2 separate regions of the Homo sapiens genome follow, and region 2 is linked to region 1. A link is an interaction called in ENCODE POLR2A ChIA-PET data of the cell type or tissue named here. Cell type or tissue: GM12878. All regions are shown on one strand. Links, peaks and the distances in the headings refer to the core of each region. The heading gives the core; the rest is flanking DNA.

What was found. Peaks named below come from ENCODE experiments on the same cell type or tissue, not always from the same donor. Only the 100,000 strongest peaks of a DNase experiment are listed, where the experiment ranks them.
Region 2: POLR2A ChIA-PET joins it to region 1 with 6 read pairs; 8 of 35 experiments call an interaction of 5 or more read pairs at or near these places.

The regions. Positions count from the first base shown.
Region 1 is chr14:64,507,176-64,517,199 of GRCh38, reverse strand. The region is part of intron 1 of ZBTB1 (zinc finger and BTB domain containing 1); the gene reads right to left. HSPA2-AS1 (HSPA2 and ZBTB1 antisense RNA 1) reads left to right here. Exons shown (of 4, transcript NR_110550.1): 4 at 2,819-3,049. Among named protein-coding and RNA genes, the nearest start is that of ZBTB1, 7.4 kb to the right of the region's middle. In GM12878, for the core only: a CTCF peak has its summit at 5,937 (motif pointing right); a DNase peak (open chromatin) is centred at 5,971; H3K4me3 peaks cover 1,094 bases; H3K27ac peaks cover 1,423 bases.
Region 2 is chr14:64,580,672-64,590,695 of GRCh38, reverse strand. It overlaps PPP1R36 (protein phosphatase 1 regulatory subunit 36), which reads right to left. Exons shown (of 12, transcript NM_172365.3): 9 at 3,817-3,859; 10 at 3,324-3,502; 11 at 2,401-2,592; 12 at 1,315-1,544. The coding sequence ends at 1,358. Among named protein-coding and RNA genes, the nearest start is that of PPP1R36, 36 kb to the right of the region's middle. In GM12878, for the core only: no CTCF peak of the experiment used is centred there; no DNase peak of the experiment used is centred there.

The DNA.
Region 1 (10,024 bases), core at 4,642-7,141:
CAATGTGTAAAATGCATCGTGCTTGGCATGTAATAATGAAAGTAATAGTGGATGTTGTAATGGTGGTGATGCTTATTTAAGCATCAGGTAAGTTTGAGTTGATAACCTTAAAATTTCCTTCCAAATAACAGTCCATTAGAAAGCCAGTAGTTAATCTATAAAAACTTTCAAGTATTAAATAGTCCAGGCTTGAAATAATGATATAAAGAGCACAGAAGTTCCAAAGACCCTTTCTTATCTAGATGAGCAGCAGTTTTATCATCAGCAACCAAAATTAATACAACTACATAGAAGATCAATATGATAGGCACATCTATAGCTATAGTCACAATTCAACTGAGTAAAAATACATATTCTTTTATTAACATAAAACACTAAAACATTTAAATAAGAGCACTTATAGCATTTTAATGCACATTTATTCATTCAACAAACATTTACTGACTACCTTTGGTATACCAGGCACTGTATAAAGTGTTGATCATCAGCAGTAGCACAAGTATTCTGTATTCATTTGAGGAATTTTTACTTTTCCTAGATCAGTGATTTCATTCAACACGTATTCTGCAAAGCGCCCACTCTACAGAAGAAGGCATCATGCTGTAGTAGAAAGAACAAGTGCTCTCAGTCAGACGGATCACAGTGTGAATCCCACTGCATCCATGTTTATACTCCTATATTCCCCCTATAGAGCTGGAAGCTGAACAAATGGAAGCTGAACAAATGCTGTGTCTAATTTTTAATCCTAACACAACAGTTTTTAGGCTGACCTAGAATTGTAGTTTAAGTAACATTATTATGCAAATGTCCAAGTTCTGAGTAAAACTGATTTTAGGCACAGTAACTTATAATAGCAATCATTGACACATTAGTACCAGAAACTCTGTCCTTGTTACACCTCATTCAGAAAAGCTTTTTTCTTAAATTTTAATTATTATTTTTTTGAGACAGGGTCTTACTCTGTTACCCAGGCTGGCATGCCATCATAGCTCAGAATGTCCTCAATAGCATTCTGTTCCTGCTTTAATATGGGTACTCATTCTCCAAGCAATCCTTCCACCTCACACCTTCTGAATAGCTAGCACTACAGGCATACGCCACCATGACTGGCTAATTTTTGTATATTTTTTGTAGTGATGAGGTCTTGCTATGTTGCCCAGGCTGGTCTCGAATTCCTGGGCTCAAGCAATCCTCCCACCTCAGCCTCCCAAAGTGCTGAGATTACAGGTATAAACCACTGTGCCTAGCCCAGAAAAGCTTTAAGAAGGATTACTACACCAAAAACAGGTAGAGGAGTATGCGGCAGGGGAGGAGGGATCTAAATTCCTGTGAGACTTTTAGCTTATCTCTTGAAGATAATTTTTTCATTAAAAATTTTTGAGGCCGGGCACCGTGGCTCACGCCTGTAATCCCAGCACTTTGGGAGGCGGAGGCGGGTGGATCACAAGGTCAGGAAATCGAGCCATCCTGGCTAACACAGTGAAACCCTGTCTCTACTAAAAATACAAAAAATTAGCCGGGCGTGGTGGCAGGCACCTGTATTCCCAGCTACTTGGGAGGCTGAGGCGGGAGAATGGCGGGAACTCGGGAGGCGGAGCTTACAGTGAGCCAAGACTGTGCCACTGCACTCCAGCCTGGGCGACAGAGCAAGACTCCATCTCAAAAAAAAAAAAAAAAAATTATGAGGCATTCACTTTCATTAAATTATAATTTCACTCAAATTCCAAGAGGAGTTTGCTCTTTTTTCATTTTTTTGACCTCTTTATTAATGCTGCCAAAAAAAGTTAATGAACTTTATGTTCTAGTAAAGCCTATAAAAGGTTTTAAGTAAATGGACAGCTTGTATTTCAGCTGTTCTTGTTTTTACGACTGAAATCTGTGATTGCTTTTGTTTGTACTACTAGCTGCATCACTGGTAGGACAAGTTTAGCACAACTAGAAGTCAAGGGCTCAGGTCTGAGAGCAGAACCTCCAATGTGACTCAAAGGACTTAATGTCATTTGGATAAGGAAAACAAGCTATATAATGCCAAGAGTTACACTAAGGCTAGAAGGATACCCACTGTGCAGAACTCTAGCAAGAATTAAGGAGTTAGGTGATCCAAAAAGTTTTATACTGGATTTTTAAAATTTTAGTCTGAAAAAGTTTAACGGCTCATCTCAAGTTTAAAAACAGTCACCAAGCACATTAAGCATATTAAGTAATTTAATCATACATTTTTAGAGCTTAGAGAGATCTAATCTAGTCTAACATTCTTATTCCATAGAAGGCAAAGATACATGGTTTTTAATGTATCAGGGTATAGTTAACTGTGCTGAAGCACATACTAGGACTAAGGACTCCTGACCACCCAGATAGTAATAACCTCTATATATGGCACTTCCTTGGTACTATACAGTATGGTCTTCCGGAAAGAACACTAAACAAGGACAGGGCATGAGTCCTTAATACAGGGTTTGTTGGTTGGATGCTATTGAGCAAGTGATTACCCCAATCTGAATTCTTTATCTGTAATGTGGCTTTATCCATACATGTCAATCTAGTCTTATTCAATAGATGTGTTCCCTAAGTTATACTGTGTAAGCTATTTCAGTAAATTTCTCACTGACATAGTAAGATTTCAGAAATATTTTTCCTCCATTGCTAGATCTCTCAAATTGGAAATAACAGTTTTGCTGGAAGTTTCTCTTGCTCCAGCCTTGGTAAATGATAATTTAAGGGTCTATAAATAAGCATATCCAATGAATAAAGAAGTAACTTAAAGGAATTTTAAAGTGTTTCTGTGAGGCAAATAATCACCCTCTAAATTGTGTCACAGACTTGCAGCACCAATGAGGCATTTGAAGATGATTCGCTTAGCCTCAGTGAAAGTCTAGAGAGCCTAGCATCACAGTCCCAATTCAGCACCCCAATCTCTGACTTACAATTACCTCTGGATCTCAAGGAAGATTTATGTATATATGTTTCCTTTTACCTATTTCTATGTCTTATAGGTTGAATGTATGTATGCATATGGATTTGAGGATTACAGAGTATTTTAAAAGTCTAAAATGTAATGAAAGGATTCTTACATTTTAACATCAGAATATCAGAATCTATTGAATACTCATAATGTTCCTAACACTGGATAGAGCATTGAAATGGAGGGTGGAGAAGGATGGTGTACAATAGAGATAACTGTATATGAGGGATTAAATTTGAAACCAAGAAACAATTTGAGGAGTTTAATAAACTATATTGAGGCCGGTGCGGTGGCTCATACCTGTAATCCCAGCACTTTGGGAGGCTGAGGTGGGTGGATCACCTGAGGTCAGGAGTTCAAGACCAGCCTGACCAACATGGTGAAACTCTGTCTCTACAAAAATACAAAAATCAGCCGGGCATGATAGTGGATGCCTGTAATCCCAGCTACTTGGGGGGCTGAGGCAGGAGAATCGCTTGAACCTGGAGGCAGAGGTTGCAGTGAACTGAGATTGAGCCACTGCACTCCAGCCTGGGCAACAGAGCAAGACTCCATCTCAAACATAAAAATAAAAATAAAAATAAACTATATTGAATAAAGTTCAGCAAGAGTTTAGAAGAAAAGCGTTAATTATACCAAAATAGTAGGCTTTAGGAAGGATGTAGGATTTGAGTAAAGCCTTGATGAATGAGTAGGATAAACAGAAAGCAAGGGTGAGGCATTTCGAGTATTTATATAGATGTGTATGTAAATAATTGAGGAGGGTACACAGCAGCTTGGCTGGAAATGTAACAGGACAGAAGGTAGATTTGCTTTACTGGACTGGTAGATGAAGGTTATCAAAGTAGAGTAAATGACAACTGTAATACAATAATAATATGAATAGCTAACATTTGTTATGTCTCACTATATGCCAGGCTCTATTCCAGGCAGATGTATAGGGAGATGTATATATATCTCTCACAGATACATTACACATATACACATATGGATATATATGGATATATGCAATATATATGTGTGAGATATGCACACATATATTGCATATATACATGTATGTATATACATGTATGTGTGTATGTGTGCATATCTGTGTATGTATCCATATATAGGTATCATTTTATGTGTATGTATGCATATATAAGTATCATTTTAGCATTTAATCCTCGTAACAAACCCTACAAAGTAGATGCTGCTATAAGACTCATTTTCAAGATTAAATAACAGAGGCATACAGTGTTATATAACCTTTGTAATATCACAAAGAGAGGACTTCATGGGATTAGAACACAGGCAATATGACTCTAAGCCCAAGATCATGACCTTAAAGATTCTGCCATCTATAAAAATAATGTCACATTGGCAAAATTCTTTCCTAGAATACCATCTTGCAGGGTATAGGGTCCAATCTCTATTACATTCTCTAGGTTTCTCCTTGAAACTTCCAGGAATAACCAGTTGTAGAGGCTCCCAAAGATAAGAGGTTTTATTTCAACGCACTTAAGTGACAAACACGATCAAGTTTAGAAAATTTTATGCACTATCTGCACTGGTGGCTGTGCATTAGACTCCAAATTCAGTACTTAGTACAGGAAGTTCTGCAATTATAACTGGGTTATATCCTAAAACTTTATTTTTAATTTATTTGGAACTTGAAACACATATTCCCATAGAAACAATAATATAAATGGTGGCTTAGTTTTATACCCACACCCTAAAGACATAATGGAGCTATATATTAAGCCTAACAGTGCAGTAGTATTACTTGTATCATTAGCACTGACAAGAGATCCAAGGAGCAGTGTGATACAGCAATGCCTACTGTACTGAAGCCTCAAAGACAGGGACAAGGCTTAATGGCCTTTGTTTTCCTTGTGCCTAGCACACTCTTCCCACATAGTTGACACTTAATATGTGCTTGTCAAGTGAAGGAATTAAAAAAGAAGCCAGAGAGCATATACTGTTTGTTTGAATACAAACTCTACCACTAGTTTAGCTATGCGGGAACTTCTTTAAGCCCAATTTTCTCATCTATAAAATTGGGATAATCATACTTCTCAGAGGACTCTTAAATAAATTAGAGATGACAAATGTTCCTTTGCCTTTTCAATCCAAGCACAGTACAATTTAAAAAAAATTAATGTCATAATTACAGTTTATAGAATTTTATGAAATGATCAAGTTCAACCCACTGCTTTATAGATCAAAAAGCAAACTGAGGCCCTAAGAGGTTAAGTGGTATGTTCAAAGTCACATTTAGTTTTAGTGGCTGTCAGGATAAGACCTTGGTCTCCTCAATCCTGGTCTAGGGCTCTTCATACTACTCTAACTGCAGCCTACACATATAGCATCACCCGGCTGGCTGTTTTCTCCTCTGAAACAATTATGTTTTGCTGAAACATAGTAGTTGTTCAAATTTGCAAGGGTTTGCACCTACACAAAATGGCCTCAGACTGTTATGCTTTTGGAGATTGGGCTTTGTTGGCTAGTTAGTATTTTTCTGTCTCTTTACTTGCAAGCCAACAACTGTCACTTCTGAAAGGTGTGCTGATCTCCTGTGGCCCACCATTTCAATCTCTTCTTGGCTGTGAAATTAGACAAAAACTCATTGAAAATTGAATCTACATATCCATTCATCCTAAAGAGGGAGCACAACATCTTCTGAAGATCTAGGGAAATGCTCATAAGATGTAAAGTTTTAATTCCTGAATTTTGCTGACAGGCGATCATATTTCCTTCCTCTTTTGCATCAGGCCAAGGCACTGGATAGCTGAGGTTGCCAACCAAATAACTTACAAATAAGTGAGATGTTCCTGTAGTTCAGTTGCATTATATTCTAAGAAATGAACTTACCCACACAGAAAGCAGAAGGAACACAGTGGCTTCTGGAATATTCCTCTCTCCCTCTCCAGAAGCAGAGGAGGAAAAGTACATTTTAATCCATTCATCCTAACGAGACAGCACAGCATCTTCTGACCACCAGAGGGCACTGTGTAAACAGTAGGCTTTTCTCAGCTAAAAACGCTTCACCAGGAAATCCCTTATTGCACATGGCATTCATATTCTTAGGGTTCGTTTTGTAGGACTTCTATTTCAAAGTACTAATTCTGTGGACTCAGATTTTGTCTGGAACCCACTTAAAAATGCCCCTCCCTGTATTTTGTCTCAGCTGCCACCACTATGTACCAATCACCTAGACTACTTGGGAGCTACCTATAACTTCTCCCTCATAATCAACCATTAAGTGTTGCCAATTTTCCCATTAAATATTTCTCAAATCTGCCCATCTACTCCATCCCTACCTTTCCTGCTCTTGCAAGGCCTCTGTTATCACTCCTGAGTTATTAAAATAGGCTCAACCAGTCTCTCAAATCCTTCACTCTCAGGTAATCTTTTTCTTCCCAGAGCAATGCTGTTTTGAAGATGATTCATGAAGAAGAAAAATCATATCACACTATTCTACCATGGTTCCCCTCACATATCTTCAGACTAAAGTATAAAATCATTATTGAGGCATACAAAGCCCTCCATGCCCACCCATCTAGTCTTACATGTTTAGTTACTGCCTGCTTCAAACTTCATGTTCAAGCAACATAAAACTGCTCATCACCACCTTCACCCTCCTCCACACACATCCAGTATACTTCATAAATTTCTTACTTCCCCTGCAGTTTTACTCATGCCGATTGGTTCTTTGGGTCTGAACCTCCCAGATATCATTTAAAAATCAGTTTATCACCTCCTGCAGAAAGCCTCTGTAACACCTTCCTCTCCCACTATTTTAGGTTTTGATCTCATTGTGTATTACCTCTTTATTTTGCACTTTTTACACTGTATTTTAATAATCAGAACAGCTACATAAAGTAGGTGTTAAAGCACAAACTAACCAGACTGCCTGGGTTTAAATTCTGGCTCTGCCACTTATTAAGTGTGTGACCTTGAGAAGGTTGCTTAGTCAATTTGTGCTTCAATTCTCTAAGAAGGGATGGTAATCCTTTCTACCTCTGAAGAATTATTGTTAAGTATATCTCTCATGGAGTAAGTGCTAAATAAGAATTGGTTATAATTATGTGTTGGTCTCCCCCATGAGATTGTGAGCAACTTTAAGGCGAGGACTTTGGCTTTTTCATTTCTCTGGAATATTAAGTATTCAGTAAGTGTTACTGAATGAATAACTGGTGAGACAGCTCTATGATGATGGGAGGGATTACCCAGTTTCCTTCTTTGAGCAGATCCTACACTTTTTTTTTTTTTTTTAATTGAGACGGAGTCTCGCTCTGTCACCCAGGCTGGAGTGCAGTGGCACAATCTCGGCTCACTGCAAGCTCCGCCTCCCAGGTTCACGCCATTCTCCTGCCTCAGCCTCCAGAGTAGCTGGGACTACAGGCGCCCACCACCACGCCCGGCCAATTTTTTTTTTTTGTATTTTTAGTAGAGACGGGGTTTCACCATGTTAGCCAGGATGGTCTCAATCTCCTGACCTCGTGATCCGCCTGCCTTGGCCTCCCAAAGTGCTGGGATTACAAGCGTGAGCCACCACACACCCGGCCAGATCCTACACATTTTAAAAAAAATTGTATTGTTTCCAATTTTGTGGCTCCAGTTTTGTTTAATTCAAACCAAAATCCTGAAAACATCACAATCATATAATTGAAATTCAACAAAATGAAACCAATTTTAAAAAATCATAAAATGCATGTTCATTCTAAGAAACTTAACTCCATTTTTAAGCTTTAAGATTCCCCCGATCCCAAATAACCTAACACACCAAAAGCCTTGCCATTTCACACATGCTGTTCCTTTGCTTAGAACCTTTTCAATGTCTAGCTCACTCTGTTTGGGACTTCTTTTTTCTTTTCTTTTTTTTGAGACAGGGTCTGGCTCTGTCATCCAGGCTGGAGTGCAATGGGGCAATTTCGGCTCACTGCAACCTCCGCCCTTCCAGGCTCAAGCGTTCCTCCCACCTCAGTCTCTCGAATAGCTGGGACTACAGGCATGCGGCACCACGCCCAGCTAACTTTTGTATTGTTTGTAGAGACAGGGTTTCGCCATGTTGGCCAGGCTGGTCTCAAACTCCTGAGATCAAACAATCCGCCTGCCTAGGCCTCCCAAGGTGCTGGGATTACAGGTGAGAGACATTGTGCCTGGCCTCTTTGGGAAGTTTTTTCTGATCTTAGGGTGAGGCAGATGCCTCTTCTGTGCTGCCAAAACAGCCTATACATACAACAATATGGTACCAATAATGCATCATCCCAACTGTGATGCTCTGTTACCACACTTAAGGCAGATATTGCAATTATTTGGCTCCCCTGCTTTACTGCAAGCTCCTTGACATCAGGGCAGTATCTCAGTCATTACTGAATGTCTGACATTTAGTTGATACTTGATGAGTTTTTGAATGAATAAATGTTTAAACAGGTAAGTTTTATTTTGCTTATCAATTTTTTGTTTATTTCAATCATGGCAACTTTTATATAGTGGTTGGAAATTAAAATTAAAATTAAAATTTAAAGCATTTTCCCATACATTATACAACTGATCTCACAACCACCCTGAGATAGGTATTTTTATTATCCTCATTTTGCAAATGAAGAAACAGGTTCAGTGGCTGACTTCCCCAAAACTGCTTATCTTGTAAGTAGAAGCTGAGACTCTTGATTCAAAGCCCTAAGTTTCAGTTTGTGTAAACCAGACAACACTCTTCTGAATATGACTATTAGCTGAAGTGCCCCTTTGGAACATTCTAAGCCTCCTAGAGTCACCTTTTTCATGAATCTAAAAGCTCTCATCATTCTCTTACTGCTCCATCTTGCAGGAAGAATGTCCAGTCCCTTCCCTAAATCCCCTTCCATCTGCTAACTCCCCACTGTCCACCAGAGCATGCCTCTTCTAATACTTCAGATTCAAAGTGGGGATGGAACTCATCTCTAAAAACGACTGCATGCATCTCATATAGACAAAAGAAAATCTGGTTAATTCTTTAATCTTCAAATTTTATTTTGAAAACTATTTTAAATTCAAAGACAGAGTAGTATAAAAACCACCCACGTCCCCAACACTCTCAAATAACCAATGTTGTAATTAACTTTCTATGTACTATTTTGGGGCTCTGTTTTTAGATCATCATCAACTTCTTCACAGTTCATTCTTCTTAAATACACATGGCTAAGGAGTGAGACCCTGCCGCTTCCTCCCCAGTATCAGTCTCTTCCATGCCACATCTGAAAACAGCGGTCATTGACCCTTCTTTCGTCCAATTTCCTTTCCATATGTTCAGCATGCAATCTTTGGTGCTGATCAAGAGGAACCCCATCCCATATCAGCACAGGGATATATTGGCAGTGGTCTTCATGGCAAGTATACCCACTCCTTCCTAATTATAAATTATGAAACTCTCTATAAAGGTGAGGGTTTGCTTTTGTTTTCATGTGTTTGGCTGCTGTAAATCAATCCATCAGAGGCTGGGCAACAACATTAACATGAACAAAGTATGAAAAATAGCCCACCATGATACAGTAAGTATTTAATAAGGACAAACCTAAAATAGCAGCCCAGTTAATCAAATAATTTTAAATCAGCCCAATGCAAAACACTCCCCTTTCCTCTACCTGGCAATTCTTACCAACCTGAGTAATGTGAACAGAGAACATGAGTCCATGAATCACCACAGGCCATCCCCAGGCAGAGTGAGGCACACACAGCTGTGATCAAATGTTGCCTTCTCTCGTTTTAAACAAGGAATTAACTGTACATGGTGATTATCTCTGGGGAGTGGGAGTCAAAATGACTTTCATTTTTGTATTTTATGTACTTCAATACAGGCTGAATTTTTCAAAGAGCATGGATTTTATAATAAAAAACATTTCCATTTTGAGAAAAAATAGACACGAGTAACCCTTAATTTGGTTCACATAAGAATATGAGAAAAAATAATTTCACCATTTTAGCATGAGATACTAGCACAGAAGAAAATGTCAGGAGAAAACATTCTATAGAGACCAAAGTGACCTCTCAAGAAGATGTTTCTCAAATATACCTCATTTTTTTTGGGAAGACAACAGA
Region 2 (10,024 bases), core at 4,178-6,677, 74 kb before region 1:
TCTATACCCTTACAGGACTTTTAAAATGATAATATTATATAATCAACAGCTCTGTATTCCATCTAGTGAATTGGTTTTATTAGTGATTCTTTATCTTCACTGCCTACCAGATAACATCCAACTCACTCCCTAGCTGGATGTCCAGGACTCAGCTGACCTTTCAGGCCTGACCTTCTCAGGCTGCCTGCTGCAGACACCATGCTCTTGGCATTCCGCAGTCACAGGGTCCACTTTCCCATCTCTGTGCCTTTGCAAGCACTCTTCCTCTGACTGCAAGTTCCCTTTCAGTACCACTGAATCCCTCCAAAGCTAAGTTCAAATCAGAACTCTCCTGCTGCCCTCAGAACTGACTGCTCCATGGCTCTGTCCTCTTGAGCACTTTGTGTGTTTATCACTTCTGTGGCCAATAACATATTTAATATTATATTGTGGTGGTGTATTTCATTTATCTTCTCTGCTACATAGACCTGGAGGATATTGTCTTTGTCTTCATCTTTTTTTTCTGCATAACCTAGTACACGGCTCTGGATGGAATAGGGGCTTAATATATATTTGTTGTTAAATGAATAAATGAAAGAATGAATGTTAAAAGGCTTCTAAATGAATCTGATATACTTTATATCCCAAGGCCGGTAATAACAATAATAATATAGTCATAGAAAGAGATTAAAGTTAAAAAGTCTTAATGTGCCTTTTTTGATTATGAAGTTCTGTTTTCACATGTACCAAAGAAGACATCTCATAAGGCAAAAATGAACTTAGAAATGAATAAACAAGGCCGGGTGCAGTGGCTCACACCTGTAACCCCAGCACTTTGGGAGGCCAAGGTAGGCGGAACGTTTGAGGTCAGGAGTTGGAGACCAGCCTGGCCAACATCGTGAAACCCCATCTCTACTAAAAATACAAAAAAATTAGCCAGGCGTGGTGGCGCACGCCTGTAATCACAGCTACTCAGGCTAAAGCAGGAAAATTGCTTGACCAAGGTGGAGGCTGCAGTGAGCCGAGATCACATCACTGCTCTCCAGCCTGGGCTATAGAGTAAGACTCTGTCTCAAAAAAAAAAAAAAATTCGAGAAATGAATAAACAGCATGGTTCTTCACTAGTAAACTACAGCACTGACTAAATGTTCTAATACATTACTCTTAGTAGTCACATAGAGCTCAAATAAATACATAAACAAAGCAAACTACTAAAAATAGGAAAATGAGCTTTTCAAGAGCTTTCAGGAATTCTTTGTCTGCTGTTCAACTTTTAACCAGATAATTTGAAAAATTTTAAAAGCTTAATAATAATAACAACGAATAACCATCTTCTATAAAGTCAAAGTAGTTTACTTGAGATATGGAATGTACCAGGTTACTTAGGGCATGATGTATGAGAGGACAGTGTTTTCATGACCAAGTCCAGTGTATCCTGAATCCTCATGTTATTGTTTTCCATCAAGGAAGGATATCTCCCAAATGATTTTGTGTTTTCTTCTGGATCAAGGGGGTGAAGCGTATGTGGGTTGAATAGACATCGAGGCTCCCCCAAGATGCCAACTCTGTGAAAAGAATTATTGGGATAGCTGAAGTGATGAGGCCAAAGACTGACGTGCAGGGTTGAGACTGTGATTGTGGTTGTGTGTATGTATGTGTGTGTGTATGTACACTAAAGCTAAGATATACTCTTTCTCTCTTTTTAAAAACTTTCCCTGTTTCCATGAACTACCACTGTAGTCTTATATATGAGTCCAAAAGTAAATCCTTAGCAAGATTTTGTACTAGCGCTTCCCACATTTCTCAAAGGTGATTCTACTAATAGAAAAACCTCAGCCTTAAAAAAATTCAGTTACAGGCTGGGCGCGGTGGCTCACACCTGTAATCCCAGCACTTTGGGAGGCCGAGGCGGGCAGATCACCTGAGGCTGGGAGTTTGAGACCAGCCTGACCAACATGGAGAAACCCCATCTCTACTAAAAATACAAAACTAGCCGGGCGTGGTGGCTCATGCCTATAATCCCAGCTACTCAGGAGGCTGAGGCAGGAGAATCACTTAAACTCGGGAGGCAGAGGTTGAAGTGAGCCGAGATTGTGCCATTGCACTCCAGCCTGGGCAACAAGAGAGGGACTCCGTCTCAAAAAAAAAAAAAAAAAAAAAATCAGTTACTCACTCCTCCAAACTAGAACTATTTGGAGTCTAGCACCACTTTCTAGCAATTGTTTTTCTGGTCTAGATGGGTGTACCTCAAGATTCTCTAGAAAGGAAACTAGGAGGGGAGCAGGGCAGAAGTAAGAAAATGGGGGCTGTCATCATGGCTCGATTCCCTGGCAGAGGCATGGTGCCTGGGCCCCTGCCCCTTCCAGCCCCACCTGGGATGCCACCTCAAGGCACTCATGCTTCTCTTGCCAAGCCACTTACACCGGCATGGGCACAGAGTCCAGAGTTCCCACATGCTTTTGCATCTCGGCTGGGAATCTGACGTCTACTTGATGATACTTTTTCTCAAAGACGTTTTGAGCTTTTTCTCTGAGAGATGGCAGCAGAGTAGACATGACTGGAGAACGCATGTTGATAGCTTTTTTAATTGCTGGGCGTTTTGCCATCATTCTCCTGTCGGGGAGGAAGGTGACATTTAGGTCATATCACCCTGTTTTCTAGAAATGTTCTTGAGGCCAGGTGCAGTGGCTCATGCCTGTAATCCCAACCCTTTGGGAGATCAAGGCGGGAGGATCACTTGAGCCCAGGAGTTCGAGACCAGCCTGGGCAACATAGCAAGACCCCCGTCTCTACAAAAAATTTTAAAAAGTAGCCAGGTGAGACAGCATGCCTGCAGTCCTAGCTACAGGAGGATCACTTGAGCCTGGGAGGTTGAGGCTGCAGTGAGCTGTGATCATGCCACTGCCTTCCAGCCTAGGTGACGGAATGAGATCCTGTCTGAAAAAAAAAAGAGGAGGCTGGGCATGGTGGCTCACGCCTGTAATCCCAGCACTTTGGGAGGCTGAGGCGTGTGAATCAGCTGAGGTTAGGAGTTCGAGATCAGCTTGACCAACATGGTGAAACTCCGTCTCTACTAAAAATACAAAAAATTAGCCAGGCGTGGTGGCGCATGTCTGTAATCCTAGCTACTCGGGAGGCTGAGACAGGAGAATTGCTTGAACCCAGGAGTCGGACGTTGCAGTAAGCCAAGCTTGTGCCACTGCACTCCAGCCTCAGCAATAGAGCAAGACTCTGTCTCAAAAAAAAAAAAAAAAAAAAAAAAAAAAAAGGAGAAAAAAGAAAAGAAAAGAAAGGAAAGGAAGAAAAGAAATACCCCTGAGCATAGGAAAGTCAAAAGGTCATACCTGAACTGAACAAAAGTCATGCGTTTCTTTTCCCCTCCTGATTCCTCATCTTCACGCCTCCTGCGAGGAATGTTGAACATATTGGTACGAAAGAGTCTCCCTACTTCTTCTTCAATCTCTGTCAAGTGTTGACGTCGGAAGACAATCCAAGCCACATATGTACAGAAAGTATAAAAGGACTACAACAAAAAATAGACAAGAATCACGATCCTTAGCTGTGAAATGGAAAACTCTTACCTGTCTGTATAACACAGCTAAGCAGACACAAACCCAGATGACCCAATTTCCCAATATTCCTGAAACAATGAAAAATTATACACATACTCACTTTTGCATGAGGAAAATCAGACCAACAATTTAAGGTATAGCATATAGCTTGTTAGCACCGTCTTTTAGAAAGGATATTCACTAAAAATAAGTGCCTGACAAATGGCCATTGGTTGTTGGTATATATTGTTTCATATCAAAAAGCACCAAAACATAAGTGACTCACCTCAAAGAACTTCCAGTCTTTCTGTGTATCTGATATTTTCTCCCTGTAATATAACAAGTCACAACTATAGGTTGAGAGGGAAGTTCAATCTTTCAGGGTACTAGTCCTTATCTTTCTCTAAAGTTAGGGTCATTATCTTGGCCCCAAGATTATTTTCAGCTACACAAATGCTATCAAAAGGCATTGATAAAGAGTCTCAATACTTTCTTATTCAACCTCCTACGTTACCCAGATCAAAACTCCTAGAATGGTAAAAAGTTAATCAATATAAATTTGGGGTAAACAAACCAGTGAGGAAATGTATTCTTCCAAAGGCTTCTGGTAATTTGAGTGTTGGGGAGGTAAGGAGAGTGGAAAGGTGGTAAAGAGGAAGCAGAGAACTAGAGGGTAAGTCTGCAATAAAGAAAAGGAAAAGAATTAGCAAACAATAGTTATGGCTATTGGGTACAAAAAGAAACAGAAACAAAATCCACAAAGATCTATGCCAAAACAACCAATAGACTGAGAACGGCAGTGTGCTCCTCCTTCTGATGGGCATGGACAAACCTGAGTCTTCTCTCTTCCCAGGAGTCCTTGCAACACAAATTCAATGTTAAGAATACTATACTTGGCAAGATGCAGTGGCTTACGCCTGTAATTAGCACTTTGGGAGGCCGAGGTGCGTGGATCACTTGAGGCCAGGAGTTTCAGACCAGCCTGGCCAACATGGTGACGCTGTTAAAGTACTAAAAGTACTAAAAGTACAAAAATTAGCTCTACTAAAAGTACAAAAATTAGCTGGGTGTGGTGGCGGGCGCCTCTAATCCCAGCTACTCGGGAGGCTGAGGCAGGAGAATTGCTTGAACCCGGGAGGTAGAAGTTGCAGTAAGCCGAGATTGTGCCACTGCACTCCAGCCTGGGCAACAGAGCAAGACTCCATCTCAAAAAGAAAAAAAAAGAATACTATACTGGCATGGGCGCAATTAGTGAACATGGCCTCCCCTCCTAACAATTCTGATTCTGACTCCCAGCCTAGGAAACCAGGCCTGGTCTGGGGAGCCCTTGAGAGTTGACTGAGGGGGTTATGCACCTGCAGTCACTTGATCAGTCACAGCGGCCAAGGCCAGACCCTGGACACTTCAAGGCTGATCCTGGTTTTGCTTCTTTTTTAAGACAGAGCTGGAGTGCAGTAGTGTGATCATAGCTCACTATAGCCTTGACCTTCTGGGCTCAAGCAATCCTCCCACCTCCCAATCCTCCCACCAGACTGTAGGAGTTCAGGATGGTTCTGGAGAGCCTGGTACCCACCTCAGCCTCACAAGAAGCTGGGACCACAAGTATACACCACCACACTGGCTAATTTTTTTTTTTTTTTTTTTTTTTTGAGACAGGGTCTCATTCTGTCATCCAGGCTGGAGCACAGTAGCATGATCATGGCTCACGGCAGCCCTGACCTCCCCAGGCTTAGGTGATCCTCCCACCTCAGCCTCCCAAGTAGCTGAGACTACAGGCACACACCAACATGACCAGCTAATTTTTGTATTTTTTGTAGAGATGGGGTTTCACCATGTTGGCCAGGCTGGTCTCGAACTCCTGAGCTCAAGCTATCCACCTACCTCACCCTCCCAAAGTGATGGGATGACAGGCGTGAGCCAAGGTGCCCGGCCTGCTTCTGCTTTTGTTGGGGCCTTCCTTGGAGGAACTGTGACTCTGAGGATTGGCCTTGGTACCAGGCTCTCCAGAACCATCCTGAACTCCCACAGTCTGGGAAAGATGACCCAAACCTCACAGGACCTTCGGCCTTCTCACAGGGACTTCCTGGTCTGAATGGGCCCAAACTAGCCCTCCACTTGGGGAATGAGGCCAAAGAGGTGGTTACTGGGGCCTGCCCCTCCCCTCCTACAGACTCTCTTCATTATATATTGGTTTCTTCATGTGCAAGTCTTCAATAAAGAACTACGGCAATAGCAATTAGAGTGAACATGGACTAAGTATGGACTATGTGCCGGGTACTGCACTAAGCCCTTTACATGTATGATCCTATCTAGTCTTTATAACATCCTGCACCACGCTAAGCCCTTTACATGTATTATCATATCTGGTCTTCATAACATCCCTATGGTATAGTCAACATTATTATTCCCACTTCTCAACTGAGGAAACTAAAGTTGAGACTTAAGTCCAAAGACATATATCTAATTAGGGACAGATCCTGTACTAAAACTCGGGCCTGTCAGATACCCACGTCTGTCCTCATAACTGGACTGTGAGGAGAATAAGCTTTTTTCTTTAAAATAGTTTGCAGATAAACGTACTGAACAACAGAGCTCAGCGGAAACTTTTCAGAGCAAGCCTCAGCATTTCTTCTCTGTGCCACCTGAGGCCTCCACCTGAGGGGTGTGCTGATGTGAAATTTCCACCCTTTCAAAGCTCCTCTTCCATAACTAACTGTAAATCTTCTGCCAGCTGAAACCAGAGACCATGAACACCTGCCAAGCTGAAGCAAGAAAACTAGCCAAAGTCTGTTTTGGGAATAAAGTCAGCTTGTATTCTGGGAGATCTAGAGCAGAGCTCACATCAGCACAAGGCAAACCAGCACCATCTTAGCATGGTTTTGAAATGAGAGTGATTGCCCAGGAAACACACTTTCTTTCCTTTTCTTTCTGGGTTCTTTTTTTAGACATTAGAAGAGAAGGTAAGGCTGGGCACAGTGGCTCACGCCTGTAATCCCAGCACTTTGGGATGCTAAGGCAGGCGGATCACCTGAGGTCAGGAGTTCAAGACCAGCCTGGCCAACATGGCGAAACACCATCTCTACTAAAAATACAAAAATTAGCCGGGCGTGGTGGCAGGTGCCTGTAATCCCAGCTACTCGGGAGGCTGAGTCAGGGAGAATTGCTTGAACCCAGGAGGCGGAGGTTGCAGTGAGCCAAGATCACGTCACTGCACTCCAGCCTGGGCGACAGAGCAAGATTCCATCTCAAAAAAAAAAAAAAAAAAGAGGAGGTAACATGAACCTCTTTCCACTTTCCCTCGAGTTGCCATACACACTGGAACTCTTTCTCTCTTTTTTTTTTTTTTTTTTTTTTGAGATGGAGTTTCACTCTTGTCTAGGCTGGAGTGCAATGGCACGATCTTGGCTCACCGCAACCTCTGCCTCCCGGGTTCAAACGATTCTCCTGCCTCAGCCTCCCAAGTAGCTGGGATTACAGACATGCGCAACCACGCCTGGCTAATTTTGTATTTTTAGTAGAGATGGGGTTTCTCTGTGTTGGTCATGGCTGTCTCAAACTCCTGACCTCAGGTGATCCGCCTGTCTCGGCCTCCTGAAGTGCTGGGGTTACAGGCGTGAGCCACAGCGCCCGGCCTAACTCTTTCTCTCTTAATGCCCAAAGCAAACTGATGTAACCCATACTGCAAAAATTAAGTACAGAATGTCATGGGTTTCTTCTTGCCATTCTGATTTAGCCCTGCATATGAAATAGAAATGCGTCCAGGAAATGGGTGCATACAGTGAATACATCTGGGGACTTCATAGTTAAAAGCTCTACAAATTTACTTCTGGCTGGTATATTTTGAGTCGTTTTCCTGTCTATTTTGGTATTTTATAATTTTTATATTAAGTACATATACTTAAAATAAATTGATTATAAATTTAAAAATTTATTGATTATAAAATAACAAAATTGGCCTGGCATGGTGGCTCACACCTGTAATTCTAGCGCTTTGGAAAGCCAAGGCAGGCAGATCGCTTGAGCTCAGGAGTTCAAGACCAGCCTGGGCAAGATGGCAAAACGCGATCTCTACAAAAATACAAAAAAAAAATATATATATATATATATATAGCTGGGAGTGGTGGCACACGCCTTGTAGTCCCAGCTACTTATGGGGCCAGGTGGGAGGATCGCTTGAGAACAGGAAGTTGAGGCTGCAGTGAGCCAAGATAGTGCCACTGCACTCTAGCCTGGGTGGCAAAGTGAGACCCTATCTCAAAAAAAATAAAAAATAAAAATAAATTAAATTAAATTTTAAAAAATTAAAATAACAAAATTTAAGCCTCCCAGAATCGTCTGCAAATAGAAATGGGGTTTAAACAATACAATCCGTGGAAATATAATGCAAGCCATAAATTAATTTTAAATTTTCTAGTAGCCACAGTGAAGAGAAACAAGTGAAGCTAATTTTAATAATAAATTTTATCCAAACCCCCAAAATATTATCATTTCAATATAGAAGCAATATTTCTAAAGTATTGAGATGTTTTATTCATATTTAGACTTTCTGTGTACAGTGCTTATTTTTCACTTATAGTATGTTTCAATTTGGACTACTACATTTCAAAGTGCTCAACAGCCGCGTGTGGCAAGTGGCCACCATGCTGGTCAGCACAGACACCATGCATTCCATGTTTGAGGACACAACCCAAAGGAAAGAGGGGAAAGCCAGCCTGGTAGTAAATCTAGAGAATTTTAGTGGCCTGTTATGATGCTCTCTTATTCCTTCTTGCTACCTTAGACTCTTGGCTCCAAATCAAAATGAGGAAAGTATATTTTATGATTTGTCATTCCTAAAGGGAAACAAAGTCTAGACCCAGGGTTCTGGGCTAGGGAGAAAAAAAGTTGTGCTCCCCCACTTGCCCCCTGCTGCTCTAGGTGAAATCAGGTTTAAAAGAAGGTCAAGGCCTGCTCTATACAAGAGTGTCAAAGGGATGTATTTTAGGGGAGGGGAAAGAGGCTTTGGTGCATGTGACTGGGGGTAAGGGTAGAGGAATAGGGCTTAGGGATAATTTACACACCTGAGTTTCAAAAAGACTCCCTTTTTCCCCGTCAGCCCCACCGCTAGCCTCTCTGGTTGCCCATCAAGTGACAGCTGCACTGAGAACAGTGGAAGAAGGTATAAATACTAGCGTAGAGGCGGGGGTGGAGCCAGCATTGGCCATCACCAAAGAGATCTAACTATGGCATGTGCCTGCCACCAAGGAGGTTTTCATATCTAACTTGGAAAACACAGAGAACTTTTACTGAACGTGTTCATCAAAATTCTGCCAAAGCTTTCAGGATGTCAGGGTTCCTCAGACATTTAAAGGCACATCCTTCTACTTCTCAAGAGACATGAAAGCACTAAATTAACAGCACCCAAACTGCTGGTTCTACTAAAATCTTTAATCATAGAGATACGCAGCATAATGTGTTGTAGTCAAATATTAAGTGTGCACATGAGACAAAACAGGGACCACCCCCCACACTTAGGGATCTGCCACCCCACCCCCACCCCCAAACATGGAAATAAAGGGAAGCCTTGAGTTCTTGTAAGGGAAATTCCAGGCACCTAGCTAGCCCTGAGAAGTAAATGAGCAACTTGATAAGAAGATAACAGTAGCTTAAAAGACAGCCAAGGAAGTTAGAGTCACAAGATGTTTGGTTCCCTATATAAAGTAAAAATAACATTTTAACATATGTCCCTGCGTTGTTTTTCAGAAACTCAGACCCCCACCAAATGGGTCCACTGGCATGTAGACCTCAGATAAGGGGAGACTGAGGACTGAACTCTAACTGCATTCATTGTTCTAAAGTTCTTCCTGAGAGGCCTAGAAGTCATGTACATGAGCCAGACCTAACACATCTTTCTGCAGACCCCAAGTTTTTAAAACAAAGCTGCTCTACCTTAACCAAATCAGAAAATCTTGGAATCTGCTTATGACCTGTAAGGCCCCGCTTCAAAATATCCTGCCTTTTTAGTCCAAACCAATATATAACCTCTATGTATTGATTTACAACTTTGCCTGTAACTTCTGCTTTCCTGAAATGTACTCCTGCCTTTAAAAACCCTTGCTTACAAGCCATCAGAGAGGTCAGGTCTTAAGTGAGAGCTGCCTGATTCTACTTGCTTGCCAACCTGCAAATAAATACCCTCCTTTCTCCTGATATTACAAACCACGGTGTGGATGTTTCACCTGACTGCATCAGGCAAGCGGACCCCAGTTCACTTCGGTAACACATATATGAAAGAGAAAAGTCAGAAAATACACATGAAAATATTAGCTTACTGAAATCGGAAAGAAGTGGAATGTTAAAATGAGTTAATCACTTATAACCGGCAAAAACATTGTCCTCATCTTCTCCTGCATAAAAGCCACCAAAAGAACAATATAAACTTCCGAATCATGGCAAAAACCTGTTCCAGTCTGTCTTTTATGTCCTTTGTTCAGCGTTTGACCTGTATGGAATTT